Linked DNA regions of Homo sapiens: region 1 is linked to region 2. Evidence: chromatin loops called from intact Hi-C (ENCODE). Cell type or tissue: endothelial cell of umbilical vein. All regions are shown on one strand. Each heading gives the region's core, and the rest is flanking DNA. Links, peaks and the distances in the headings are about the cores only.

What was found. Peaks named below come from ENCODE experiments on the same cell type or tissue, not always from the same donor. Only the 100,000 strongest peaks of a DNase experiment are listed, where the experiment ranks them.
Region 1: it touches region 2 in a loop (2.5-fold over the local background); 4 of 110 quality-filtered maps call a loop at or near these places.

Annotation. Positions count from the first base shown.
Region 1 is chr7:39,686,972-39,689,890 of GRCh38, forward strand. All of the region lies in intron 2 of RALA (RAS like proto-oncogene A), which reads left to right. Among named protein-coding and RNA genes, the nearest start is that of LINC00265, 45 kb to the right of the region's middle. RefSeq lists an enhancer at 1,859-2,153. In endothelial cell of umbilical vein, for the core only: no CTCF peak of the experiment used is centred there; a DNase peak (open chromatin) is centred at 1,840; H3K27ac peaks cover 1,192 bases.
Region 2 is chr7:39,745,109-39,748,027 of GRCh38, forward strand. All of the region lies in intron 1 of LINC00265 (long intergenic non-protein coding RNA 265), which reads left to right. Among named protein-coding and RNA genes, the nearest start is that of LINC00265, 13 kb to the left of the region's middle. In endothelial cell of umbilical vein, for the core only: a CTCF peak has its summit at 1,284 (motif pointing left); a DNase peak (open chromatin) is centred at 1,253.

The sequences.
Region 1 (2,919 bases), core at 279-2,778, 58 kb before region 2:
CCTCAGGCTTTAAAAACAAAGCTAAACTAAAAACAGTACGCCTTTTTTTAGTAATCTAACTTTAGCTTTTTTGTTTTTAGGTTTTATTGGCGATTCCTACCTTTAATTAATAGAAGTGGTGTGTATAATACTTAAGAGAGACTTGAGGTTAACATATATAAAATATCTTTTAGGCTGGGCACGCACGGTGGCTCACGCCTAATCCCAGCACTTTGGGAGGCCAAGACAGGCAGATCACAAGGTTAGGAGATCGAGACCATCCTGGCTAACACGGTGAAACCCCGTCTATACTAAAAATACAAAAAATTAACTGGGCATGGTGGCGGGTGCCTGTAGTCCCAGCTACTCGGGAGGCTGAGGCAGGAGAATGGTGTGAACCTGGGAGGCGGAGCTTGCAGTGAGCCGAGATCGCGCCACTGCACTCCAGCCTGGGCGACAGAGCAAGACTCCATCCCAAAAAAAAAAAAAAATTCTTTTAATAAACTTGATGAAAAAGTCGTTTATTGTGTGTTTGGCATGGCACTACATTCATCATTAAGCAGGCCAAGTCACTAAAATTTATAATTACCACACAGGTTACAGATTTGTATGCATGTATTCATATCAGACTTCATCATCCCTGAGTTAAGGTGTAGCCTATATATAGCAATATAGTCTTTCCCTGCAGGAATGTTATCAAGTCTTAATGATTTAAGAGTTGGTAATCCAATGTAAGCATTTATCCTCACTTCTGTTTTCTCCCAACAAAAGCCAGGTTTTATGGTTGCAGACAACTTAGTCCTCGTAACAATCTTGTGTGGGAGATGGTGATATCCCCATTTTACAGATGTGAAAACAGAACCTCAGAGAGTTACCCAGCTTACCCAAGAAAAGTGATCTGTGATGAGCAACAAAGTGTTAAACCTAGTCTTTTGACTAAAAATATCCCTACAGATTTTTCCCACCCCATGTCTTTATCTCTTTTTTTACCTTTTATTTTTTTTAAATAGAGACCAGGTTCTCACTCTGTTGCCCAGGGCGATCCTCCCACCTTGGGCTCCCAAAGCTGGGATTACAGGTATGAGCCAGTGCACCCAACCCCCCATGTCTTTTTCTGTTGCCTGTGTCTCACCATTCTTTTTACACACATACATAAAACCCTTAAATCTGTCAGTTGCCATGCTTGTTAGTGAGCGAATTAAAAAGTTTAGGGAAGGCGTAGGCTGGAGAATCACTTGAGGCTAGGAGCTTGAACCAGCTGGCAACAAAGTGAGACCCTGTCTCTATGAAAAAATTAAAAAATTAGCTGGGCGTGGTGCTGCATGCCTGTTTTCCTAGTTACTTAGGAGGCTGAGGCAGGAGGATCATTTGCATTGGAGGTCACAGTGAGCAATGACTGTGCCACTGCATTCCAGCCTACACAACAGAGCAAGACCCCTGTCTCTTAAAAAAAAAAAAAGTTTGTGGAGAGTGGATTGAAATGGTACTTTAAATGAAATTACTGATTTATTCATTGAATTCTTTGTTTCATACTGTTTATTTAAGAGCTAATCTTCTCTCAGACTAATCCTTAAATCAGTCTCCTCTTGACAATAAGGAAGCCAAAAGTAAGAATATTCACATGCCTAATTTTTTTTTTTTTTTTTTTAAAGATAACGTCTTGCTCTGTTGCCCTGGCAGTGATGCAGTCTCAGCTCACTGCAACCTCCACCTCCCAGGCTCAAGCGATCCTCCCATTTCAGCCTTCCAAGTAGCTGAGACTATAGGCATGTGCCACTATGCCCAGCTAATTGTTGTATATTTTTGTAGCGACGGGGTGTATCCGTCTGTTCTCACACTGCTATAAAGAAGTACCTGACACTGGGGTAATTTATGAATAAAAGAGATTTAATTGACTCACAGTTCCACAGGCTTAACAGGAAGCATGACTAGGAGGCTTCAGGAGACCTGCAATTGTGGCAGAGGGTGAAGGGAAAGCAAGTGCATCCTCACATGTTGGGACAGGGGAGGGAGAGAGAGAGAGTGTGAGCGAGCACACGCGAGCAAGGGAGGAAGTGCCACACACTTTAAAAACCATCAGATCTCGTGAGAACTCACAATCTTGAGAACAGCATGAGGGAAATCTGCCCCCATGATCCAGTCACCTCCCACCTGATCCCTCCCCCAGCATTGGGAATTACAGTTCAACATGAGATTTGGGTGGGGACACAGAGCCAAACCATATCACGGGGTTTTGCCATGTGTCCCAGTCTGATCTTGAACTAACTCCTGGGCTCAAGTGATCCACTCACCTCAGCCTCCCTAACTGCTGGCATTACAGGCATGAGCCACCACACCCAGCCCACATGCCTAACTTGTAATGAATGACTAAGCACATTAATAGCATGTAAATGTGGTGGAATGTTATTTAACTTTTACAGTTACAAATACACTGTGTCCATTTTTAAAATAATTATTTATTGAGTATCTCCCATGTAACAGGCACTGTTATAGGCTTTAGAGATATAATGATGAATAGCATATGCAAGGTCCCTGCTCTGAGGGGTTAAATTCTAATGACAAGATACAGTCATAGCAAATAAATAAGAATGTATCAGATAATGAAAATATTTACAAGAGCTAATAAAAAACCCACAAATGTCTGTGTGTAAATGAATACATGCTAACAATGATATCAAAAGATAGGCCGGGCCTGGTGGCTCACACCTGTGATCCCAACACTTTGGGAGACCAAGGCAGTAGGATTATTTGAGCCCAGGAGTTCAAGACCAGCCTGGGCAACATAGTAAGGCCTTGTCTGCGTACATATACACATACTTATCATCTGCCTGCCTACGGTTTATCAAGGTATATTAAAGTGAGATTTATGGGGCTGACGATAGGAGTGGGAATGTAAAGTTGTTGAATTGTACTATTTAAAAAATCAAAAGTTTGGGAAGA
Region 2 (2,919 bases), core at 181-2,680:
GCCAGCAGCAGAGACCCAGGCAGGCAGATGAGGAAGATGAGTTACTTCCCCAAGGGTGGGGCTGGTGCTCCTTCAAGCCCTCCCTCTTAGGGCCAGTTTGTGCCAAGACCTGAGCAGGGGTTGGAGCTGAAGGTCAGCAGCAACTATATGGCCTGCAGAAGAGAAGGGGTGGGGCTGAGTCAGATACACATTTATCTGATATCAGTTCAATTTCCCGGGGGGCAGGGTGGAAATATGGGCACAGTGTGTCCAGGCAGAGAAGCAGAAAACATGGGCCCCAAGGCACTGGTTTATGCCTGACCACAGGGAAAGGTTTAGAAACAAGCCCTGCCTAGTCCACTCCTCCACCCCCCTCCACCCGCCATGATTTGTCCAACGGCTGGCTCCATTTGGCAGTATGCCCCGAGGATCTGGATGCTGAGGATGACTTAGGTTCCAGGGTCTGGCCAAGGTAACCCAGCACTTCAGCCTACATCTTCAGCATCACTGGGCAGGCTTATTAAACACAAGATGCTGGGCCCACCCCTGAGTCTCTGATTCAGCAGGTCTAGAAGGGGGCCCCCTAAATTATGCTTTAACAAGTTCCAGGTGATTCTAGTCCAGGGACCATGTTTTGAGAACCACCAAGGTAATCCAAGCCGGGTATCCTCGTTGACCAGGGGCCCTGGAGATGCTGCCTGGGGCTAAGGCAAGGGCACTGGATTTGAAAGCTGAGGGTTCTGGTTGCGGGCTGGCTCAGGCTACTCGGTTGCCACATGTATAAAAGGGTAATTCTGCATCTTAAATAAGACCTTAGATGTGAAAGCCCTTTGTCAACTGAGAGGTGAGATTTGATGTCAGTTTTTTTACATGCAAACCTAGGGCTGTAAAGTTTGCTCATTTCTCCTAAAATAATTATGGCTGTGGTCTGAGGACCACACGTACAACAGGATCCTCTGGGAAGCTTCCTAGAATGCAGACTTTGCAGCTCTAAATCTTGATGTGGACCCTATCATCACATTTACATTTTCAACACATCTTCAGTGATTCTTGTGCACCCCAAGGAATTTGAAAACCACTTGCTTATGCTGGGGCGGTAGTGAGGGATGGAAAAAAGCTGTTCTTCCGTTTTCTGATCTGCTGTTGGGCCAGGAAGATCCCCCGCCCTCGCCCTGAAGTTTCCTTGCTGCCAGCATCCTTTGGGAACCTCTCATCTCAGGAAGGCTGCCTCTCTGCCCCGTCATTTTCCTCCTGGCTCCCAGCTGCATGCAGGCGCCACCTCCTGGCAACATAGTTCTTTCACTCTTTTTCTCCTGTTGTGTTAATCAGATCCTCCCCACATTAAGTGTTGAGAAAAAGAGCCTTTCCAATGTCAGAAAGAAATGTGATTCTCTTATATTTGAGGGGTTTCGATGCCTCCTTAAATGTCTTCACTTCTTGTGATTTTACTATTCCACTCTCTAAAAAACAACAACAATTAATAAATATATATACGTTTAATTCTTAGTTTTAATTTAATTTTTTTTTTTTTTGAGACAGAGTCTCCCTCGGTTGCTCAGGCTAGAATGCAGTGGTGTGATCTCAGCTCACTGCAACCTCCGCCTCCCAGCATGCACCACCACGCCCAGCTAGTTTTTTTGTGTGTTTTTCATAGAGATGGGGTTTCAGCATGTTGGCCAGGCTGGTCTCCAACTCCTGATCTCAGGTGATCCACCTGCCTCAGCCTCCCAAAGTGCTGAGATTACAGGCATGAGCCACTGTGCCTGGCCTTAGTTTTAATTTTTAATACAGTAAATATCAACATATATATCTCACATAAACAAAAACATTTTGGGGCCGTGTGTGTGTGTGTGTGTGTGTGTGTGTGTGTGTGTGTGTGTCTGTGTGTGTATGTGTGTATTTTTTTTAACTCTAGGTGCTAACCTTAAATAATTCTCCTCTGGGCCAGATGTGGTGGCTCATGCCTGTAATTCCAACACTTTGGGAGGGTGAAGCAAGAGGATCATTGGAGGCCAGGAGCTTGAGACCTGCCTGGGCAAGACCCAGTTTCCGCACACACAAAAAAGAAAAAATTAGCCAGGCATGGTGGCAAGCACCTGTGGTCCCAGCTATTTGAGAGGCTGAAGTGGGAGGATCACTTGAGCACAGGACATGGAGGCTACAGTGAGCTATGATCACACCACTGCACTCCAGCCTGGGTGACAGAGTGAGACCCGGTCTCTAAAAACAATAACAATAATAGTCCTCTGTATATTTTAAGAGAACAAAGGATTCTAAGACCAAAGAGTTTGCGAATCACTGACTTATATATTTATAAAATGGAAACAAAAGTCTCACACTACAATAGTCATCCTTACATCATACAATGCACCCTGAGGCTTTCCTTTCTATTCCATTTTATTTCATCCTTTTAAAAGTACTGATGCTGGCCAAGAAAAGTTCATTTGCGATAGCTTAAAAAGCATTCAACCAAAGTATGGGAACAGTATGTAATTTTCTGGGGTCCACTTTTTATTTAAGTTAAATGTTGTTATTTAAATTTAAAAAGTGCCTAAGGCCACATTAGCCTTAGGATCATGTTCTTTCTTCTAAACAGAGCTGAATTTACCATGCAGTTAGTGAAGCTCAGGTTCAAGGCTCCTGACTTTCACAGGCCCCTCCTGGACCCTCTACCTATTTTTTACCTATAATTTGGCATTCTTTTCTAAAAGATCTGTATCTGTAATCTGTATAAACTTCAGGCCCCACAAAACCCAGATCCACACTTGCTACTAAACTATATTTTTTTCTGTATATAAGCTGGAATGTATTAAAATAACGTAGTTTTTGCTTGCTTTTCTAATTAGAAACAATGATAGTTAATAGTCAATTTTTCTAATTGAAAAAGAGCTGCTGGTTTGCATTAAGTCTCTTTGGTTGAGGAAAGAAACCCACATGAGT